Linked DNA regions of Homo sapiens: region 1 is linked to region 2. Evidence: read pairs that join two places in POLR2A ChIA-PET (ENCODE). Cell type or tissue: PC-9. All regions are shown on one strand. Links, peaks and the distances in the headings refer to the core of each region. The heading gives the core; the rest is flanking DNA.

The links. Peaks named below come from ENCODE experiments on the same cell type or tissue, not always from the same donor. Only the 100,000 strongest peaks of a DNase experiment are listed, where the experiment ranks them.
Region 1: POLR2A ChIA-PET joins it to region 2 with 12 read pairs; 2 of 35 experiments call an interaction of 5 or more read pairs at or near these places.

Annotation. Positions count from the first base shown.
Region 1 is chr17:40,994,161-41,005,696 of GRCh38, forward strand. KRTAP3-2 (keratin associated protein 3-2) reads right to left here and starts at 5,746. Exons shown (of 1, transcript NM_031959.3): 1 at 5,033-5,746. The coding sequence starts at 5,693. The coding sequence ends at 5,397. KRTAP3-3 (keratin associated protein 3-3) reads right to left here and starts at 4. Exons shown (of 1, transcript NM_033185.3): 1 at 1-4. It also overlaps the pseudogene KRTAP3-4P. In PC-9, for the core only: no CTCF peak of the experiment used is centred there; no DNase peak of the experiment used is centred there.
Region 2 is chr17:41,356,477-41,368,012 of GRCh38, forward strand. KRT33B (keratin 33B) reads right to left here. Exons shown (of 7, transcript NM_002279.5): 2 at 11,432-11,514; 3 at 9,994-10,150; 4 at 8,916-9,077; 5 at 8,699-8,824; 6 at 8,303-8,523; 7 at 7,022-7,477. The coding sequence ends at 7,360. Among named protein-coding and RNA genes, the nearest start is that of KRT33B, 7.6 kb to the right of the region's middle. RefSeq lists an enhancer at 8,131-8,632. In PC-9, for the core only: no CTCF peak of the experiment used is centred there; DNase peaks (open chromatin) are centred at 4,005 and 4,375; H3K27ac peaks cover 2,992 bases.

The DNA.
Region 1 (11,536 bases), core at 2,892-7,891, 360 kb before region 2:
GAATATCTCTCCTTTCTCTGGGGCTCTTATGTACCCTCTCCACTGGGAGTTGGTCCAGCCAAGAGGCTTCTTTCCTGGTTCTTGTTTATGTTAGTGTACCCATTATTCTTTAATTTGTTTGACATTTAGACTCTGTAAAGAGTCCCCATTTTCCTAATTAACTTTTATTTGAGTTCGTTGCTAAATCTGAACTGATTACCCTTGCTATTTGTCACTGGAACACAAGCTTTATGAGGTATCACCAAAGCCTTCTGTTATTATATTTTCAACACCAGCCCTGCTGGGGAATATTGCATGACAGTGAGTCTGTAATATGTGGGCCTGCTCTCCAGTGCTGCTTTATTTTTAATCTGTCACTTTATCTATACCAATTTGTCTGATAAAGTATTCTTGTTTTAAAGAGTTGAACTTAATTTTACTTTCTTTTAGCTTTGAGGCTTTTGAAGATCAAAATTACATTAACATGAAGAAATATGCCATTAAGAAATATGGAAAAACTTTAAAAAACGCTTATTATTCTAGTTTTTTACTACAAAATATTTTGTATACATTGTTTATCATTACATTACATTACTGGAATCATATTGTGCATAGGTTCTGAAACTTGCCTTTGTGTGTGTGCATATATATTATATATATATATAATTATCTTATATTTTAAAGGATATTTGATAGTGTTACTTTTAATATTTCTTAGCATTTATTATATAATTGCACTTCTATGTTACTTTAAAATTTTATATTATTATGCATTGAGGTTATTTTCCACTTTTCTCTACAATAATTTTGGCAACAGAGCACCTCTGTATGTAAATCTTTGTGCATATTTTTGATTATTTCAGAAACAGAATTAATTATTTGGTAGAATTATAGGGGCAAATGTTAATTTCCAGTATTTTTAAGGCCTTTCATATCATTGCCATACTGTTTTTCAGAATGGTTCTATTTACCTACTTTTTTTTTCAAATTATCTATTTCCACCAGATGTGTTTGATTAAGAATTCCCATTTCGTATACCTTTGACAGATACTTTATTTTAAAGGTGTTTTCCAATTTCATTGGTGAAAAACACAATTTTATGATTGTTGTGTCTGTATTTCTTTTATAACCAGCTAGGTTGAAATATTCCTTCATATGCATATTGGCCATCTGTCTTCTATTGAGAGTTGGCTTGCTTTGTTTCCTTCACTGCTAATTGTGGGCAAATTGAATTTTTAGCTTCTGTCTATATAGACTAAATAAAATAATAACTTAAGAATACAAAACTAAAATTCAAGTAAAATTATTACCAAAGGAAACTTATGAGCCTGAGCTAGATTAATCTGTTGACATTTGATTTCATTCTCTCTCTCTCTTTTTTTTCTTTTTTTTTTTGCAAGGTATTGCATTTTTTCCTGAAATCAAATGTAGCTGTGGTAGGAAAGACCTGGTTCTAGTACCAGTACGCTATTTAGACTGCAGGCATAGTTCAGTGTTTAAGAGGGAGCACAAGGTGGGCTTGTGGCCAATATCATTTATACACCTCGAACCATTTCCGCTCAGCTTGGTCTCATGCTTCTTGCAAGCCATGGTTCTTCTCACATTCTTCATACCTCCTCTTTTAGGCACACCTGTTGAGTGGTGCATTGTGGTGTGCATGTTTGTATGTTTTGGGAATGGGGACGTGTAGTCAAGAGGACCACCTGAGGAGTCAGAATAGCTCTTGACTGTTCCCGGTGCTGCTGGTTATCTTCCTCGTTATGGTAAGTAATTCACTTTTAGGAGCTTCATCCTTTTTCTCTGCGAAATCAGGGTAATAGCATGCATATTCCTCCACTTAGAAGATTATTGTGAGGTTCACATGTGATAAAAAGGGTGAAAGCTCATGGACAACCATATAATGCTATGCAAAAATAAATTATTATCATGATTGAAACAAATTACAGATGAAATTCAAGGCAAGGTAAAGATAAAAGAAACATAGTCAAAAGAAGAAAAGAAAATGAGATGAAGGTAAGTAAGAGAGCAACCTTACAGGAAAGAGCAAACATTTATATTAGTTTATACAAATAAATAAATAAATAAATAATCACATCTACGATTAGAGAAAGTGGTTGGCATATAAATTAACAAACCTAAAAATTTGAAAAGCTCCCTATGGCTCTGATTGAAAGGGAGAATTCATGATATCTTCTGGTTCCTGGACTTTCCCCAGATTTATCTTTGTATGAATGCCTGCCGAAGTGTGCACCCTTTTACTTAGAACTGATTAGTATTTCACTTATTATTTAAAAAGTAATTCAACAGACATTTACTGAGCAGTTACTATGTGCTAGTCACTGTGATAAATGTTGGATTTATAGCAATAAACAAGATAGGCACCATCCTTGCCCTCATGAAGTTTACAGTTTGGTGGAAGAATTTTTCATACACATAACATATTATTATAAGCTGCTGCTATTATACATTATAATAGGAAAGAAAAAGAGTAAAAGACAAAAAATAAAAGAAAAAATTATTTTGAGGGAAACATTACAAAGGAAACATGGCTTGCAGACCCTCAGGATTAGAATTTCATGGCAGAAAGCTATCAGCTTCTTACCTGGGATACAATATTACTTTGAGTTCACCATAAAAGCTTAGAGCAACTATTACTGTTTATGCAGCACATTGTGTTTCTCTAATCATAAATAAGACAAGGTTACAGATTACAAACAGTTGTAATGCAACAAGTTTATTATAATAAGCTCTTCTCTTTTATTGACAAGACTTGCAGCACTTTATTAAAATGTATTTTCTCTGCAGTGGTCTAAGAGACCTGAGAATTACTCTCCTTTGTTTATAAATGATGACAGTGATTCATAGAGAGGTGAGATGATTTGCCTTAGATGGTTCGGGAGCCAGTGTGTTAAAAACTAAATATAGGACCTATTGGGATTGAGCTACCTTTTATGTGGTTAGAAATGGAAGTTTAAACTATGTGTCAGAGATACTAAGCATTTTATTTTTAAAAACAACGCGTATCTTTTTTCTTTAAGTGAATGTAGGAAAAACATGGTGATTCTTGATGAGATGGTAGATTTTCGGGGTGCTAAAAATCTAGACACACACACACATACGCACACGCACACTCACACATCCAAGAAGTCCAGTTTTAATTATATCTTTCTATAGTCAATGGAGGGATCTGGGACAGTGCAGATGTAAATCAAAGATTAATAATGAAAAGAGACAGAAGCAAAACATGATTATATTGGTCTCTTGCTTGAAATATTTCATTGCTTCAAAGTTTCAGTCCAAACCCCTTTGCTTTGAGGAGCCCCTTATGTCTGGGTCTTTGCATTTCTGTCTTCTCTGCCTCACCCTCTTCAATGCATTGTTCATCCAGTCATTCCCAACTACCTCCTGTGGCTTAAAGACACCAACCTTTCCGCTGCCTCCATGATTTATTAAGCTGCTATTCTGTCTGGAACAACTGTTCCCTACCTCTCCTGCTGCCTATTCATCTTTTAAAGCTTAGACTGGATAGCTCAGAGGCTTTCCGTAGCTATTTCTCACCTTTGACACTGAATCACCAAATCAGGGTTTTAGTTATTCTTTCTGTATGCTTGCATGCCATGCTGCTCACCTCCCAGTCACAGCAGAATCCCTCAGCATTGCAATTATTATTATGATAACTTGTCTTTCTTCTTCACTAGATTTGGGAGAGACTTGAGGGCACTTGAGACTTGAGGTAATAGCATTTCTTTTATCTTTTTACTCCTGGCATCAATATGATGCCTGACATAGGGCAAACACTCAGGAAATATGGACAAATGAATGAGTGAATGGACTAGATCTCTTGTTGACAATATCCTCTGTAGTGTCCCATAGACTCCATGGCTGCTAAGTTCTGTTCATTTAAGGTTGAGCTGTAAAAAGCCTATGGAATCCCGTGAGAAATTTCTCTCTCAAGACACTAACAGGTACATTGAGGACATTTTAAAACAAGTTTGTTAAAAAGCATTTGCTTCTCCCCTTCCTTGTCCTACTCTGTTTCTTGCATGTCTTCTTGTGGTTTTATTTCAATGCATTTTCAGATTTTGACTTGTGTCTTTATATATGTATTGTGTATAGATATACATACACACATATATTTATATGTGTTACATAAATGTATTGGATGTATTATATATATAATATATACTTGTTCTCTCTAGGCTTGGAAAAGAAAAATCTTCATGAGATAAAATTAAGTAGGTTGATAAAATTAAGTAACGAATTAAAGCATACGTAATCAGAGTTTTAGCTCTCAACCTGAGACACCTGAAAAGTATTGGCATTCTATTGATTACTGTGGTAGAACATCTGTGCTGAGTATGGTGGCAAATAAAGGTATGTCCCTGGTGCCTTGTTACTAGAGTTGACCACTTTGAGTTCTCTCTAAGAGAAAATGAAGTTGAAATAGGTACACCTTCAAAATGCCCAGATTTTAGAATTGAATACTTGCCAATTTTAATCTATGAACCAATGTACTCTTTTTCTATTATAATCCGATGTGGATTTTGTTAAAGAATCTTACATGTTTTATTTCTCTTGCATATTTTGGGTTTATTTCATAACTGTGCTCATTAAGCTTCTGGTTTCATTAGTATTGAAGGTTCTATGATGTGGTAGGAAAAATTGGGCTTTAGAGTCAGACATACAAGAGGCTGAATTCTGATTTTCTAAGTAATTAACTTTATGACTTTCAGAATGTTGAATAACGCTTAAAACTTCATTTTTTCTTATCCATTAGTGCTGTTTTAAGGACTAAATCAATAATTTACTGGTGAAGAGTAGATAAATAAATGTTGGTTCACACCAAAATTGCACTTGTCTGAGGAAGAAGAGAGAAGAGAAGGCAAACATGAAAGAGAACCTGTTAAAAGTTAGCAAGCCATGTTAGTAGTAGCAAGAATGTTAGTCATTCTGCCAATAGAGTCTTCTTTAAAAGATTAAAATAATCATCCTGTTTTTACCTTTTTAAAATGGAAGAAATATACCCAAAACTAACATAAACAAATGACACATCTTGCCAGAGAAATATAGTTTATTGGAAAACCCACCAAGAAATTTTCTTCTATGAAAATACCCAGTACAAGAAACAAGAGCCAGGAAGCAATATGATCAAGAACATGTAATCTGAGGTCTTAAAGATTGAAACAGTATTTTGCTAATAAAACTCATTCACCTGCCCACAGGAACCAAATGGTTTTTCAGCTAAATAACCATAAAAAATACTTTTCTTTTTTTCCCCCATTAAAACCAAAGGTAAGTTCTTCATATCTGGGTCATCTGGTCTACCTTAACATCTGGCAAACTACTGAGGCAAGTGAATACTGAAGGGACAGCTTCTGGATTCTTCGTTGTCGGGCACTGAGCAAAGTAGCCATCCATCAGCAGCCTCTTGGGAGGCAGGGCTCACAGCAGGGCTGAGTGAAGGTGGTGAGGTTGAGGGTCTCCAGGCCCGGAGTTGGCTGGCAGGAGTTGAGCAGGAAGCAGGTGGGCACGCAGGGCTGAGGAATGTGGCAGGGTGGGGGACAGTTGTCACAGCAGATGGGCTCCAGTAACCAAACTGTGTGTGGGCAGGTGCTGGGCAGGCAGACTCCACAGCGGCAGGATTTGTCGGAGGAGCAGATGGTGGTGGCAGGCCCAGTGGGGACACTGCAGCTGCGAGAGGCACAGCAATCCATGGCAATGGGCGTCTGGTTAGCTTTCAGTTTCTTAGATGAGGATTCTGAGGTACAAATGTCTCCTCTTTTGTTAGGGCTCTTATATACCCTCCCAAGTGGGCATTGGTCCAACTGGAAGCCTTCCTGTTTTGTTTATGGCACCCTTTTTCACTGAGATTCTCTAATCAGTTTGTCATTTACATGTCCATTAAGAGTTCCCGCTCTTATTAAGTTAATCATATTTTTGACTCATTGACTTGTCATTTTTGTCACAAGATCATCACATTTTGTCTTCACAGGTTTCTGGCATGCCAAACCTTATATGACTTTTATGGGTAATCAATCCAAGTGACAATTCAGCTGTAATTTTGGAGGCCAAACTCTTCTTGTTTTTCCCTCTTAATTTAAAATACTATGGATAATGTGATTTCTAATGACTAATTTCAGAATGAGTAACTCAAATGATGAACTGGACCATTTTCAACTCAATAAAGTCAACAAGAATATGGCTATTTACAGATGAATGTTTCATGTGACTACAGGCATCTCGGACATGTTTGCATTATTTAGTGATATTATAATTCAGGTTCTATTGAGCAAGCAAAGTGGTAGAATGGTACAGGATGAAGAAACTCCTTTTTATTATTTTTATTAAATCTGTAGTGAATTTCTCAATGTTGTATTATTCTATGGATTTTTTTTTTCTAAAATAGTCTCTATTCTCAAAGTTATGCCAATCTTGTGGTGAATCAAAGTATAAATTCATTGGAAGGAAGGATCCACACAGTGGCCATTCTTTGTTGAATATACCACTAAAAGAAAACCACCTCAGCCTTGATTCATTTTCACATGAATGGTGTACATACTTTAAAATAAGATGAAATAAGAATTAAAAGGAGAAACCACAAGAGTCACAGAACAATCATGGATTTTGGCAGGGAATCTGACTCAATGCAATTTAGAACTATGGCATTCATAAAAATCACTTTTTCACTGACTTACTCCCTACTTTGCATGTTTATTTGTTTTCATACCTTGGATCTTGAACTAGATTGAAATTCCTTTGAGGTATGCCTTAAACAACATTATTTACTTAAGTCAGCCAGAGATTGAACTAGATAATATCAAATGTGTAATATTCTAGATTCCAACATCTTCCTACACCTGTCCATGATCAGCACAAATCCTTTCAGATAATATTGTATAATTTAAATTACATACTCGTTATGTGGCAATTTGTTGACTTAACAGAAAGCAAAGATTCCGGGTAGGTTGTTTCTGAGGGGACATTACCAAAAACCAGTACGATCTACTTAAAAGAGAAGAAAGCTGGCTAAAATCAGTGGAAAATATCAAATGTCATTGGTAGGTAAGCCTTATACGTTATACGTTAAAACAACCAGTTTATCTTTTTCTTTAACAACAAAAATATGTGGTACATATATGCCATAGAATACTATGCAGCCATAAAAAATAAGGAGCTCCTATCCTTTGAAGAAACATGGATGGAGCTGGAGGCTATTATCTTTAGTAACTAATGCAGAAACAGAAAACCGAATACTGCATGTTCTCACTTATAAGTGGTAGCTAAATGATGAGAACGCATGGACACATAGAGGGGAATAACAGATGCTAGAACCTATCAGAGGGTGGAAGGTGGGAGGAGGGACAGGATCAGGAAAAATAACTGGTAGGTACTAGGCTTAATACGTGGGTGATGAGATAATCTGTACAACAAACCCCCATGACACCAGCTTACCTATGTAACAAACCTGCACAGGTACCCCTGAACTTAAAAGTTAAAAACAAAAAAACAGAAAACAGCTTCAAATCATTTTTATTAGCAGGAATTTACAACAAATGCCAAGGGTGTCGAACATCATACTGTTACCAGATGGTGCCATGCAGTTCCAGGCTTTTGGTGTCCCAAAGAATTGGACGAGACACCCACAGCAAAACAAAGAAACAAAAGTGTATTAAGCACAGTATTACACTCTAAGAGGGGGAGAGCAAACCAGCCTCTGTGAGATGAGATCAGCCCCCAGCTTGGTGCAGTTTGCGTCTTTGTGTGTGTGTGTGTGTGTGTATGTGTGTGTGTGTGTCCCTTCCCAAGGCTGCCTAATCTCTAGCCAGTGTTTGCCTCTTTGATTGACAGGTGTGTTGCTTAGTTACTTTGGCCCCTGTGTGCTTGCGCACCACCTCCAGCCCATAATTTTAAGTACATACATGATATGCAGTCCATATGCATAAGCCTGAATGAGCTGATTTTCATACAAGGTCATGTTAAGGATACGTTTTCTCTTTAATGCACATGCTTATCCATGAAGAGTTGCCCCTTACTGGTTTGGTCCTTATCTTGCCGGCCATGGGGGCCTTGCTTTCTTCTCTATCTTACTTTTTGTTTTGGCTGGAGTGCAGTGGCATTCTCTGCTCACTGCAGCCTCTACTTTCTGGGATCAAGTGATTCTCCTACCTCAGACTCCCAAGTAGCAGCTGGGATTACAGGTGCCCGCCACCACACCCAGCTAAGTTTTGTATTTTTTGTAGAGAGGGGTGTTTCTCCATGTTGGCCAGGCTGGTCTTGAACTCCTGATCTCAAGTGATCCACCTGCTTCGGCCTCCCAAAATGCCAGGATTACAGCATGAGCCACCGCGCCTGGTCTAACTTCTGCTTCTTATCTTGCTTCTTGCTTACCTGCCCCTTCACCTTGCTTCTGGTCTCTGCTTTTATTCACTCCACCCTTTATCCAAGTTTTAATTCCCTTTGCTAGTCTCCTGCCTCAATACCTGCACTTTACCACTGAAGAACAGATAAGCAAATTCAAGTGGCTTTCCCAGTATATTATAAAATTCAAAGTTAATGAACTAGTATTGAAATCGTCAAGGAAATGTTTAATGTTTACTTACTCTTGACTTACCAGTCTCTCTCATCTAGAAGCCAGTGGCTTGGCAAGTAGAATATATGAAGAAGACCCTCTCCCATTCTCTGTGTTCTCTCTGACTTCTCTTTTAAAATCGATTTTGAAATATTATATAGATTCAGGAGATCTACTGTACAACATGGTGACTATAGTGAATAACCATATATTGCATTTTTGAAAAACGCTGAGAGAATGGATTAAGTGTTCTCATCACAAAAATGATAACTATGTGAGTCACGCATATGTTAATCATACAGCACATTACATAAAGTGAAGGCGGGAGTCTCCTAGGTACTTTACCCTCTGTGACCTCGTTCATACTGTTTCTTTAGCTTAAAGTGACCTTTCCCAATTCTCTAGTTTCCAAATCCTGTTGATCCCTCAAGATTCAGCCAAACATCCCCTTCATAAAGAAACTCTAGGTGATTCTTCTAGATGTTTGCATCCTTTTCTCTGCTCTCACAAAATGGGCTGCCTATTCTTCCCTTTCAACCTCATTTCTTTCTGCTATATTTTGTAGTTTGTCACTTAAATTTGTTTTCCTCACTCCAATGCAAGGTTCTTGGAAGTGGTAATCGTATGTTAGTTTTATTTGTCTTTTTCAAGCACCTAGGACAATGCCTGAAACAGGGTAGGCATTTGATAAATATTTGTTGAATTGGATTACATTTCAGATTAGAATTAAAAAGGTATTTATTTATTTTTATAATGGCCTTTTATAACAGTAACACTTTATATAAAGAGAGTGATTCATTTTTTGTGTGAATTGCTTTACAGTTGTCAAAACTTTTTTTTTTTTTTGAGATGGAGTTTTGCTCTTGTTGCCCAGGCTGGAGTGCAATGGCACGATCTTGGCTCACAGTAACCTCTGCCTCCCGGGTTCAAGCCATTCTCCTGCCTCAGCCTGAGGAATAGATGGGATTACATTCATGCTCTACCATGCCCGGCTAATTTTGTATTTTTAGTAGAGACGGGCTTTCACCATGTTGGTCAGGCTGGTCTTGAACTCCGGACCTCAGGTGATCCGCCCGCCTCAGCCTCCCAAAGTGCTGGGATTAGAGAGGCGTGAGCCACCATGCCTGGCCAACATTTTTAAATTCAAAGATTTACCTAAATGAGACAGCGAAAAAAATGGGCTTGGCTCAATCTTTGAGGTCCTTTCTGTGAGCATGTTGATCTCAAATTGCTAGCTTCACTGCCTCTTTAAGGACACGTGAGTTTATTTAGAGGCAGGGAAAAAATAAAAATCAAAGGTAGATGCTGACCTTGGCATTTAAAACGATTCTAAGCTTAGAGCCTAATGCATTTCACTATCCTCACAGTTTTCTTCAGGTATCTACGTATGCCTGTGAGGCCTCTTTTTGGCTATGAAATTTATGTTGATGTCATCAGAAAGTGTAATTCTGCTGGATGTATTTTTAAGTTCATGATGCATGTGTCAAGAGTCGTTGGGTAATTATAGCATTAAATGTTGAGGCAGTATGTGGTTTGGGGAGTAGTGGTGTTTATTTAGTTTTGAAGTAAGGGGATCCATGGTAGCATTTTTTTTCCCATTTCTCATTTGAAATCATTGTTCAAAACAGGAAAAGAAAACTTCTGTAAAACTGAAGGCACAGTGCTATATTTTCTTCCAAATGGCCTCATTAAAGGCCATTTGCTGAGCAGCGCTTAATGACTACTGAAGGTCCTCAGGGTAATGTGGGCAAGCTCTTTGGCTAGCAGCAAGGTGGTTCACACTCTGGATGCAGGTGGTGACAGAGAGCCCGCTCAGGGTTGGAGCTGGGTGGCATTTGTTGAGCAGTCAACAGGATGGCACATAGGAGTCAGGCATGCAGCCAGGCAGGGGCCAGGTTCACAGCAGGTGGGCTGAAGGAGGCTGATCTCATGAGGACAGGTGCTGGGTAGGCAGACTTCACATTGACAGCTTATGTCAGAGGGGCAGATAGTGGTGGCCAGGCCAGTGGGGACGCTGCAGCATCCTTGGAGATAGGAATCACAGCAAGACATAGTGACAGTGGACCAGGACAATGTTTTGTGGCAAAGGAAGGCTTTCTTCTACAAGGTTGTCCTCTATGGGTCTTTTATATCCACCTATCTCAGGGAACACGGCTTCTGTCCATCAGAATGTTGGACGGAACATCCTTGTTGCTGTTTACCTAATTCTGTAAAAATAACTCACTAACTTCTTATGTATCAGACAGGGGATGAGCTCTCCTTCAGTTTTATTTAGTTGTGTTGCTGCATTCAAACTTGCTTTCTGTTGTAGTTTCAAAATGGTGTCAGTGTAGTTTTCCACTTACTCACATGTAGACACATCCATACTGTATTAGTCTGTTCTCATGCTGCTATAGGGACATACCCGAGATTGGGTAATTTATAAAGGAAAGAAGTTTAATGGACTCACAGTAGACCCACCTCAGCCTCCCAAAGTGCTGGGATTACAGGCACGAGTCGCTGTGCCTGGCCTCAATAACAATTTGAAGGAAAAATGAAATATCTTGTTTTTTATTATATTATCAAGGATAAACAATTATTAATGTTAAGGGCAGTTGTTTTACCTTGATTATTGATGCTGAAGTTGAACTGAAAATGTGTTTGAGTTGCCAAACATTCTGCATTTCAATTCAAAGTTAATGATGCAGCCAATATTTCTTCTCTGCTGACACTGCTAATCAGTAAAGTCTGACTTTTTAAAAAAGGTTTGTTCTTAACTTAGAAACACGGATACCTTTTTTAATACTCATTGTATACACTCATTTTATTTTAGACTATAATCACCACAGAGAAAACAGAGAAAACAACAAAAGATACAATTGACAGGGATAGTAGAGAATATATTGTCAAGTGTCATATACTTTCTCCTGAATAAAGAGAGCCACCTATAGTCACATTTCTCTTTGACATATTGCTGTCTGTGGGGAAGGTGAGTGCTTTGGTGTAGTG
Region 2 (11,536 bases), core at 2,073-7,072:
CAATCCTCCCAGCAGCCAATACACATCAGCAGATCCCATTTTTCATAGCTCACCCATTTCTAACCCCAGTTCCCTCTACATAGGGAGGATTCAGGCAGGGTGGCTTGAGGAGTGCAGTCCTTCTTTCCTGCACACCTCTGTGTTACAGGAGAGATGTTCCATTGGGCTCCACAGTTAAGATGGCAGTATCACCCAAGTTGATCTAAACTTTCAACAACACCTACCAAAATCCCAGCTAGCTGTTTTATAGAACTTGACGTGTTGTTCCTTTTATTCATGTGGAAATGCATAAGACCAGAATAGCCAAAACGATCTTGAAAAAGAAGAACAAAGTAGGGGGATTAACATTTCATGATTTCAAAACTTACTACAAAGCTACAGTAACACAGACAGTATTCTATTGGCATAAAGATAGACATACAGACCAACAGAATAAAATTGAGAGTCTAGAAATAAACCCTCACATTTATGGTCCATTAATATTCAACATAGGTCCCAATATAATTAATGGGGAAAAATAATCTTTTCAGTAAATAATGCTGGGACAACTAGACATCCACATGCAAAAGAATAAAATGTTTGACCCCTTTCTTACACCACAGACAAAAAAAATGACTCAAAATGGAGCACAGCCTAAATGTAACAGCTAAAACTAGAAAACTTAGGAAAAAAATGTAGAAGTAAATCTTCATGATCCTAGGTTAGGATCATGCACTTATTCCTCCATGATACCTGTTATATGTTACAACATGGATGGACCTTGAAACATACTATGTAAATGAAGCTAGCCAAAAAAACACATATTCTATGACTTCATTATATAAAATGTCCAGAACAGGCAAATCTAAAGAGACAGCAATGATTTCCTGGGCCTGGAGGGTTGCAGGGAACAGAGAGTGACTACTAATGGGTACAAGGTTTCTATTAGAGGTAATAAAATGTTCTAAAATGGTAGTAGTAGTTATAACTCTCATTATACTAAAAACCATTTGATTTTATACTTTAGATCTGTAAATTTTATAGTATATGAATTATATATGATACATTATACTTCAGTGAAGCTATTTTTTAAAAAAAGGAATTCAGAAGGAGAAAATGGAGTATAAGATATAAGTAATATTGAAAAAATGTAATGGCTGAGAATTTTCCACGGGTATTGAAATACATGAATCAATCAAGAAGCACATAAGTCCTAAGTAGGAAAACTAAACCAAAGCCATCCCTAGAATAACATAGTGAAACTGCACAACACTAAAGACAAAGAGATGATCTTAGAAAGAGTCAAAGAGAGAAAAAAATAGAAGAATTACCAACAATGGAAATACAGGTTAGCAATAGGCTTTTCAGCATCAACAACAGAATCCAGAAGATAATGGTATAATATTTCCAACACGCTGAAGGAAAATAGCTGCCAACCTAGAATTTTATACAAACTAAACCATCATGTAAGAGTGACCACTAAGAAAAGACATTTTCAGAAAATAACAGAGAAGTTGTCACTTATAGATTCTTAGTCTGCTGTGTGTTGCTACAGCAGAATTCCACACACTGGATAATTTATAAAGAAAATAAATTTATTTCTCCAGTTCTAGAGACTGGGAAGGCCACTATCAAGATGCTGGTATCTGATGGGGGCCTTCATGCTGCATTGTCCCATGGTAGAAGGTGTAAATGCAAGAGAGCATGACAGCCAGAGAGCAAAAGGAGGCCAAACTCATTTTATAACAAGTCCACTCTCATGATAACTACCCCCCTCCCATGATAAAATGACATTAATCCATTGATGAAGGCAGGGTTCTCATGGCCTAATCACTACTTGACCATTAAGTAGTAGTGAATGGTTTAAGTAGTAGTGAATGGTTGGAGGTGTCATTCAAACCATAGCAAATGCTATAAAAACTACCAAAGAATGTATTTCAGAAAATAAAAAGTTAAAACCAGAAAGGACGAATAAAGTCCAAGAAACACTGCAAACAAATAAACTGGTAACCATGTAGATAATTCTAAATAATAATAATAATGACCAAATTTTGGAGCATAAAAATAAGGTAAGATTGAACATGGCGACTCACATCTACAATCCTAGCACTTTCAGAGGCCAAGGTGAAAGAATCGCTTGAGCCCAGGAGTTCACGACCAGCCTGGGCATCATAGAAAGACCCTCGTCTCTACAAAAAAAAAAATTAATTAGCTACACATGGTGGCATATGCCTGTAGTCCCATTACTCAGGAGGCTGTGACAGGCAGATAGGTTGAGACAAGGAAGGTGAAGCTGCAGTGAGCTATGATCATGCCACTGCACTCCAGCCTGGGCAACAGATCAAGATCCTGTCAATAAATAAATAAATAATAAAATAAACCAAGATAAAAAAGTAAAGTAAAGAACATAAACAAAAATTTCTGACAGGGCACAGTGGCTCACACCTGTAATCCCTACACTTTGGGAGGCCAACACAGAGAATCCCTTGAGCCCAGGATTTTAAGACCAGCCTAAGCAACATAGAGAGACCTTGTCTCTACAAAAATAAAAAGTAAAAAATTAGCCAGACATGGTGGCATGCATGTGTGGTCCCAGCTACTTCGGAGACTGAGGCAGGAGGGTCACTTGAGGTTAGGATCCTCAGGATCTGGGAGGTTAAGGCTGCAGTGGGCCATTGTATTAATCCATTCTCACACAGCTATAAAGAAATACCTGAGACTAGGTAATTTACAAAGAAAAGAAGTTTAATTACCTCACAGTTCTGCAGGCTGTATAGGAAGCATAGAGGCTTCTGCTTCTAGGGAAGCCTCAGGTAGCTTCCAATCATGGTGGAAGGCAAAGGTGCAGCGAGGTGTCTCACATGGTGGGAGAAGAAGCAAGGGAGTGGGGGAGGTTCTACACACCTTTAAACAACCAGATCTTGTGAGAACTCACTCACCGTTGTGACAACAGTACCAAGGGGGATGGTATTAAACCATTCATGAGAAACTGCCCCCATGATTCAATCACCTCCCACCAGGCCCCACCTCCAACATTTGGAATTACAATTCAACATGAGACTTGGGCAAGGACAACATCCAAACTGTATCGGCTATGATTACACCACTGCACTCCAGCCTGGGTAACAGAGTTAGATCCTGTCTCTTAAAAACAAAAAACAAAAACATCTTCTATGGATCTTGTTTTTATGCAAGAAGAAAGAGATTAAATTAGATAGTGCTAAGTCAAGTGTGCACATTTAAAAATTAAGAACACATATTAAAAGGGGGAACAAAGAAAACAAGATCAATCCACAGGTGTCAGGAACTGAGGAAACAATAAGCAACAAAAAAAAATCATCCTTAATGGAAAGGACAAAGTAAGATTTTTAAAATAAGTCCAAAAAGTCAGTAATAAAATTACATGTAAATAGATTAAACCCTATTTCTCCTCATCAGACATAGAGTGCCCTCACCACCTTATCCAAAAGTTTCCACTTCCTATTCCCTTTCCTTGCTTTATATTTCCTCTCAGCACTTATTGCTTGACACAGTCATGCTTGTTTGCCTCTTTTTATTGTCTGTCTTCTTCCACTTGAAAGTAGGCTTCTTAGAGCAGGTCTTTGTTTTGTTCAGTGCTCTGCCCAACAGGCACCATCGTAAGCATTCAATGATTATACATTGGATTGAATTGATTTATAGAGAAGACACATGAATGACCAATAAAAAGATTTTTTAAATATTTAATTTCACTAGAAACTTTAAAATTATGAAGTGAGACAAGCTAGATTATACCCACATTTCATTGGCAACATTGCCTTGTCACACTAGATGGCCAATTGCAGGTCATCATGTCATGGTGAATTTTACAGCCAGCGTATCTTGCCAAGTCAGTAAGCTAAGTAGTGCCAACTGAAAAATCACAAGATTAATAAAGTTGGAAAGGAGAGCTTTATTTCTCATAAAAGGCTGCAGCCTCCAGGCTGACCATCCTGCAAGCTGGGAAGCGTAGCCTCTGGCAGAAGCCAAGAGTAAGCATTTTGAGGGAGGGAAATGTGAGAAAGGAATGTATGCTGAGTGAGGTGGCCAAATGCACTATTTAATAAGCTACAGGAGGAGTCATGAATATTTATGAAAAGACAAATGTAAGCATGTGCAATTGAGCTTCATGCCTCTTCATGGGTCGCATGTTCACAAATGGTGGCATTAGCATGATCCAAGGATGGAGTTTTTGGCCCTCTGATGTTGAAAGGTGAGGCAGAGGATGTGAAAACCCTCACCGCACATCCTCTGTAGACTGGCCAGACCACTCCATGGTTGGTGGTCTCTTATCAGGAAGGAATGCCAGCCAGTTGGTTGCTGTGTTGAAACTGCAAAAGGCGGGAGGAAGGAATCCAGTCACAGCTTCAGATGATGGGCTAAAGGTGATAAAGGAATGATTCATCTGTTTCTTATTTTCCAGAGCTGGTTTCTGCTTACTCCTTAGGAAAGAATTCTGGTTAAAAGTTAATAAGGAGGGGGCATACTGAGGCATGTCTGACCTCCCATCCTGTCATGGTCAGGGACTCTGTTTTTTTCTTTCTTTCCTTCTTTTTTCTTTTTCTTATTATACTTTAAGTTCTGGAATATATGTGCAGAACGTGCAGGTTTTTTACATAGGTGTACATGTGCCATGGTGGTTTGCTCCACCCATCAGCCCATCATCTATATTAGGTATTTCTCCTAATGCTATCCCTCCCCTAGCCCCCCACCCCCCAAAAGGCCCCAGTGTGTGATGATCCCCTCCCTGTGTCCACGTGTTCTCATTGTTCAACTCCCACTTATGAGTGAGAACATGCGGTGTTTGGTTTTCTGTTCCTGTGTTAGTTTGCTGAGAATGATGGTTTCCAGCTTCATCCTTGTCCCTGCAAAGGACATGAACACAACCTTTTTTATGGCTGCATAGTATTCCATGGTATATATGTGCCACATTTTCTTTATCCAGTCTATCATTATTGGGCATTTGGGTTGATTCCAGGCCTTTGCTATTGTGAACATTGCTGCAATAAACATACATGTGACTCTGTTTTTAAGGTTTCTCTTCGGTCCCCTTGGCCAAGACAGAGTCCGTTCAGTCAGCTGGGGGACTTAGGATTTTAGTTTTATTTCTCAGTGGTAACACTGACCCTTCCCAGATACTTCAGAAGAGCAATTTGGCTTTGTCCTGAGAAAAAGTGATCTCCCTGACACTCCTTTCTTTTATCCTCCAAGGAGAGCACCATGGCAGAGATAAGAACTAAGGACTGTTTTCCCTAGACCCATGTTTTCCGCTGACACAACATCAAACATAGAAACAAGTTTTGCTTAATATTTTATAAATTGAACACTAAAAACAAAGTGTATTTACTGTGTTGAGAACTTTGACCTCTCACTCACAAAGCATGCAACTGGGTATTTGGGAGGCACTGTTCCTGGTGAAGGTAGCTGAGAGGTAACTATCAGTGGACAGTAATCCCAGCATGTGTGGAGAACTGCCGGGATAAATTGAACAAGGGCGGTTTTCATGAGGCATGCAGGTAGCTCCAGGGAATGAACTCTCCCTGAGGAAAGAGAGAATAGAGTCCACAAACTGGGTCTAAGACATTCTGAGCAGAGGATGGAGTATCACTCAGACGGTCTTCCAAGGTCTCCTGTCTAAGCTGCAGCAGCATCAACAACAAAGGAGTAGATATTAAGTGAACTAGAATATGAGAGCACAAGAATTTAAGACTGGCCAGGTGCAGTGGCTCACACTTGTAATCCCAGCAATTTGGGAGGCTGAAGTAGGCAGATCACTTCAGCCCAGGAGTTCAAGACCAGCATGGATAACCCAGCGAAACCCCTCTCTACAAATAATACAAAAATTGGCCATGCATGGTGGTGCATGCCTGTAGTCCCATGTACTCAAGAGGCTAAAGTGGGAGGATAGCCTGAGCCTGGGAAGTTCAAGGCTGCAGTGAGCCGTGATCATGCCGCTGCACTCCAGCTGGGGTGACAGAGTGAGACTCTGTCTCCAAAAAAAAAAAAAAAAAAAATTTAAGAATTTAAGACTGACATGTGATGATGGAACCGGCATCATCACAGCAGGGGAGATAGTATCAGCTTCATCTCAAGGAGAGAAGACATAATTAGCAGATTGGTTAATCTGGGAATAATCTGCAGACTGAGGGAGTGGCCTTGGCACAAACCACAGCATGCACAGTGATGGGAGCCATTAACCTTGGTTAGACATCAGCAGGCACCAGTAGGGGCCAGGCACCAGTACCGTGGTCACTGTTAGCATTTGCAAACACCTGACTTGTAATATCCTAATTTGATTCTAAATAACTTTGAGGGGGAGGGTCCCGAAATTCATATGTAGTTCCCATGGTTAAACAATTCAAGTGAGAAAAGAAACACTTTCAAAATAGGTTGGGTATTGCTCAAATATGGAAGATGGCAAGGTGGTGCTTTTTAGTATTGAGTTATTCAGTATTTCACAAAGGAGAGTTTCAGAGATGTTTTGAGCACTAACAGCATTGTGTCTCCCCAGGAGGATGTATAAGCTCTGGGTGCTTGTTTGAAATCAATTTTGTCCTCTCATAATCACACCTCATGTGTAACTGACAAGCAGAGAGTGAACTCTGGGTTCAGTCCTGCCATTGATTCTTCCTCACTGTGAGGAAGAGAAAAAATTAGTAGCACAATTCCTGGCATTTGGTAGGTGTTCAATAAATATTAACTTCTGTCATCCCTGCTAGGGACTTAAAAGAATGAGTGGAACTGTCTAGAGATGCTCACCGTTGCATTTTACTGAGTAAGGTCCCATGAGAAATATGTTTATCATATTCAGACGAGGCCTCTTGTCCTAGTGATCCTACTTGTTTTATGCTGGCCTAAGTGGATGCTGGGACTCACTGTGCTTAATGAATGTTAATGAAGGTGATGAAGACCTTTTAGGAGATGATTAACCTATAAAGTCCTCCTTCTGCTTTCAAGTGGCTTTATAAGAAGCACACAGAGAGTCAACACTTTGAAAAGAATGAATACAAATGAGAATCATGTCTGCTTTGCAAGAGGAAAGTTTATTAGGCGATTTGGGGAACTGCAATAAAGGTAGAAGCAGCAGAGAGAACAAAACACCTCGTATGCCACTGTCACAGCTCCAACCTCTGACCATCAGAACTCAGACTGACTACAGGAGAGGGACCTGGGGTGAGGAGGATCAAGTAGCCCTAGGCTCAGAGTCAGACCCAAACGCTGGGCATTTGTTCTCCTTCCAGACCATGATTTGTGGTGATGCCTCGGGGTGGGGTCCGGTGGCTGATGGTTGTCAGAGAGGCAGAACTGGCCCACCGATGGTAGTTCTGTCTTCATGCTATACTTCTGCTGGCCCCAGGGTATCTAGTACCCAAAGGTGTTGCAAGGCCCACAGCGGGAACGAGGACCACAAGGATTGGTGACACAGGATCCAATGGGCTTTTCACATGCATTGGTGGTGGCGCAGGGGTTGGAGGGCAGCCTGGGATGCAGAAGCATTAGACTGTCAGCATGAGAAGGGTGATTCAAACAAGGGAGACTCAATCCAAAGAGACACAGAAACAAGCAGAACCCGTTCTCTGATGTCCTAGGAAGCCATGCCTTGTTTGGATCACTCCTTCTACAGAGTTCTGATACAGTGGCAGAAATGAGCAAAGAACATGTAAGGTGGAATCCCAGCCTTCCTTGTATGACCCTAGACACACAAGAAAGTCACTTCCTCCTTCTAAGCCTCAGCTTTCCCACCTGTAAGGTAGGACTGGTAGTACCAACCACACAGGATTATGAAAATTCCACAAGACTGTGTTCATAAAAATATTATGTTCGCTGGCAACTGCTGTACTGTTAGTTATTGATCATCAACCCTATTGACACTCAAATGCTCATCTATAAGAAGGTGATAATGATTCCCACTCTGCCTGCCTCAGATGATTCTAACAAGAATTAATGAAACGGTGGATTTGAAAGTTCTGTTTAAATCAGAAAAAGTGATCATTGTTACAGTTTCATTTTCCTTTTTGTGGTGACAAGACAGTCCTGAAGACAGAAAGATTTATTTGGCCATCAACATCCAAAAAATCTCTACTGGAGGAAGGAGTCAAGTCCCATGACTATCTTTTGTAAAAGAAAGTATCTTTAGCCCAGATAATGTTAGCAACAAATATCCTACACTTCCCACGGCTGTAATATAAAACTCTCGCCTCTACAGACAGATTGGCATCTGAAACTTGATTTTCAAAGTCTCTGTTTTATCCTACAGTAGAACAGTGCCTGTCCCTTGCAGGGGTGCCGTCCGCCAGGTACTCACTTGCAGTCCTCGCTCTCCAGCAGGCTCCGGTATGTGTTGATCTCACACTCCAGCCGCGCCCGCACGTCCAGCAGCACCTGATACTCCTGGTTCTGCCGCTCCAGGTCACTGCGGATCTCCGCCAGCTGGGACTCCACGTTGGTGATCAGGCTCTGCACCTGGGACAGCTGGGAGCTGTAGCGGGCCTCGCTCTCTGTCAGCGTGTTTTCCAGAGAGTATCGCTGTGGTGGGAAAGATCAGGAATGTCAGAGAGCTGCTCCTTATAGGGTTCCTCCATGGGGTTCGAAAAAACTCACAAGCTCCAAGAGCTAAGAAGAGTGTGTGGCCCCAAGGGCATCCCCAAGACTCTGCCTCCCAAGTTCCCATCGCTCACCAGCAGGTCTGAACAATACACACCAGGTTGTGCTGGGCCTGCAGCTCGATCTCCAGGGCATTGACTGTGCGTCTCAGCTCGATGATCTCCGCCTGGTAGGACTGCAGCTGCTCCGAGCTGGATACCACCTGCTTGTTCAGCTCCTCGGTCTGAAACACCCAAGGGGAGAAAGGATCAGACCCTGCCTCCGGGGCCCTGGGGGGCCTCGGGTCCTGAGTGGCCACGTGCTTAGATGCCCACCTGCGTGGCGAACCATTGCTCCACTTCCCTGCGGTTGGTTTCCACCAGGGCCTCATACTGATTCCTGGTCTCGTTCAGGACCTGGTTCAGGTCCACAGCGGGAGCAGCGTCCACCTCCACGTTGAGGCGGTCTCCAAGCTGGCAGCGCAAGGTGTTGACTTCCTAATGGAGAAAAGGGAAGAAATAAACCCACAGAAAGAAGTCTTTCAATAACTTCTTTGAGGCAGTTCAATATAATGGGAAGAGGATTGCATTGCAGCTTAGGAAACATGAGTTGAAGCCCAGCTGTCACCTCTGGAAATTCTGGCCTCTTCTCTGAATCCCTTCCCTCATCTGTATGATACGGCTGCTTCATTAAATGATTGCTAATATTTCTACCCAGTCCAAGATTCTATCATTTCTTTCTTATTTCCCCTTTGCTCAGTGATAAGCCTGGCATGATAATTGGCTTACAATTGTTGCTACTTAAATATAGAGAAACCAGGTTTCATTCCTCCTATTTATTTCATGGGATACTACTAGAGTATGACACATGTTTTCATCATGAAAACGTCTAATGTTTGAGACATGCATCTGATTTCGTAGTATTGCATTCAGCCATGAGATCTGAATCAACCATTATTTGAGTTATTTCATTTCTCCCGTTTTTCCCATCCATCAGTTCATCCATCCATCCATTCATCCATCTATCCATTTATCTAGCTTGAGTTCTAGTTATCTAGGTGAAACAGAGTGTAAGAATGTTTTCTATCTCCTTCCAGTCTTGGTCATTAACCTACCTGGCACCTCTTCAGAAGCTAATAGATAGCATCAAACAGTAGACAGTAGTTTAAAGATATTTGTGTGACCTTTCAGCCATACATGTCTGGTCCCAAGGGGAAGTAGGTCAGCTTACCACACTCCTTTATGTAAAAAAGGTAAGCTGTCACTCATTCCCCAACAAGCCCCAAAGTATGTTTTGAGCAACCAGCAAAATGTTGTTAGGCCTAGGGTGCTTAGCAAATCAAATCCTACCTTATCCTATTCAGGGGGATCACAGAGCTCTCAGTATTGGGATATTGGGGGCTGGGACTCTTACCTGCTCATGGTTCTGCTTGAGGGACAGCAGCTCCTCCTTCAGGGACTCCATCTGGGCCTCCAGGTCAGACCTGCACAGGGTCAGCTCATCCAGAATCCTGCGCAGGCTGTTGATGTCGGACTCCACCAGCTGCCGCAGGGACTGCTCCGTCTGGTACCTGCACACACAGCCAGAGGTCAAAAGAGGTCCAAAAAAAAAAAGTCTTTGTTTCCCGGCCTTTACTTGGCTGACTTAGTCAATTTTATTATATTTTGAAATATTTTGAATTTAAAAAATTAAGGGAGAAAATACTCCTGTACTGAGTGAGAAGGCCTATTTTGTCACTGAGACACACAGAAAAGGTATTGGTGGAATGCCTGTGGATAGTTTAGTCTAACACAAACTAAGTTTGTTCTAAGACTCTCGTTTACAAGTTACTATCAACTAAGCCCTGCTGCTTTTGCCATCTCAAGTGAATCAGTGCCCTTCATAAGCCTGCTCCAGGTTGTCCTGTCATCCTTTCCAGCCTTGCCAAGAAGCAATCTAGTGTTGTGGAAGAAACACTGAATTCAGAGTTAGAGCCAGTATTCTCATTAAATGACTGTAGATAGATACCTTTATCTCTCTGAGGCTTGATTTCCTTAACTGTAAAATGAAGACAAAACTAACACCTTATAGGGTTGGACTGAAGATGATATATGTAAAATTATGTTGTAAAATGTAAGATCCCAGGAAAATGCAAAGGATTCTCATGATTGTAATAATGGTCATACCTAAAAGTATTGATTGATTCTCTGAAAGGCAATGGATTTTGCCTCCTGTTTTTGTGGTTTAATAACTTCTTTTTGGGGGGTTGACAGTGACTAACGTATACAAAGAGACCAATGTGAAAATCACTTTCAAACTTACTCCAGACGTTGGGTTGAAAAGGAGTAAGAATGGATGGTGTCTTACAATCAAACTTAAAGCACAGGGCTGCGCACAGTGGCTCACGCCTGTAATCCCAGCAGTTTGGGAGGCTGAGGCGGGTGGATCACTTGAGGTCAGGAGTTCAAGACCAGCCTGACCAACATGGTAAAACCCGGTCTCCACTAAAAATATAAAAATTAGCTGGGCCTGCTGGCGCATGCCTGTAATCCCAGCTACGAGGAAGGCTGAGGCAGGAAAATCACTTGAATCCGGGAGGCGGAGGTTGCAGTGAGCCAAGATTGCATCACTGCACTCCAGCCTGGATGAGAGAGGGAGACTCCATCTCAAAATAAAAAAATTAAAAAAAAAAACTTAAAACACAGAATCTGAGCACCTATTGAAGAGGCTTTGACATTTAACCTAATCCTAACCCAATGCAAGAATCCTCCCAATAGAAATTTCTGCTTCCACATTCCAGGATAGGGAGCTCATCACTTTGTAATTCAGCCTGTCCGTTACTAGACTGCTCTGATGGTTAGGAAAATCTTACTTGGTTCTGAAGTCATCTGCAGCCAGCTTGGCATTGTCGATCTGCACCACCAGCCTGGCATTCTCAGACTTGCTGCACAGGATCTGGGGATAGGATTAATCATGA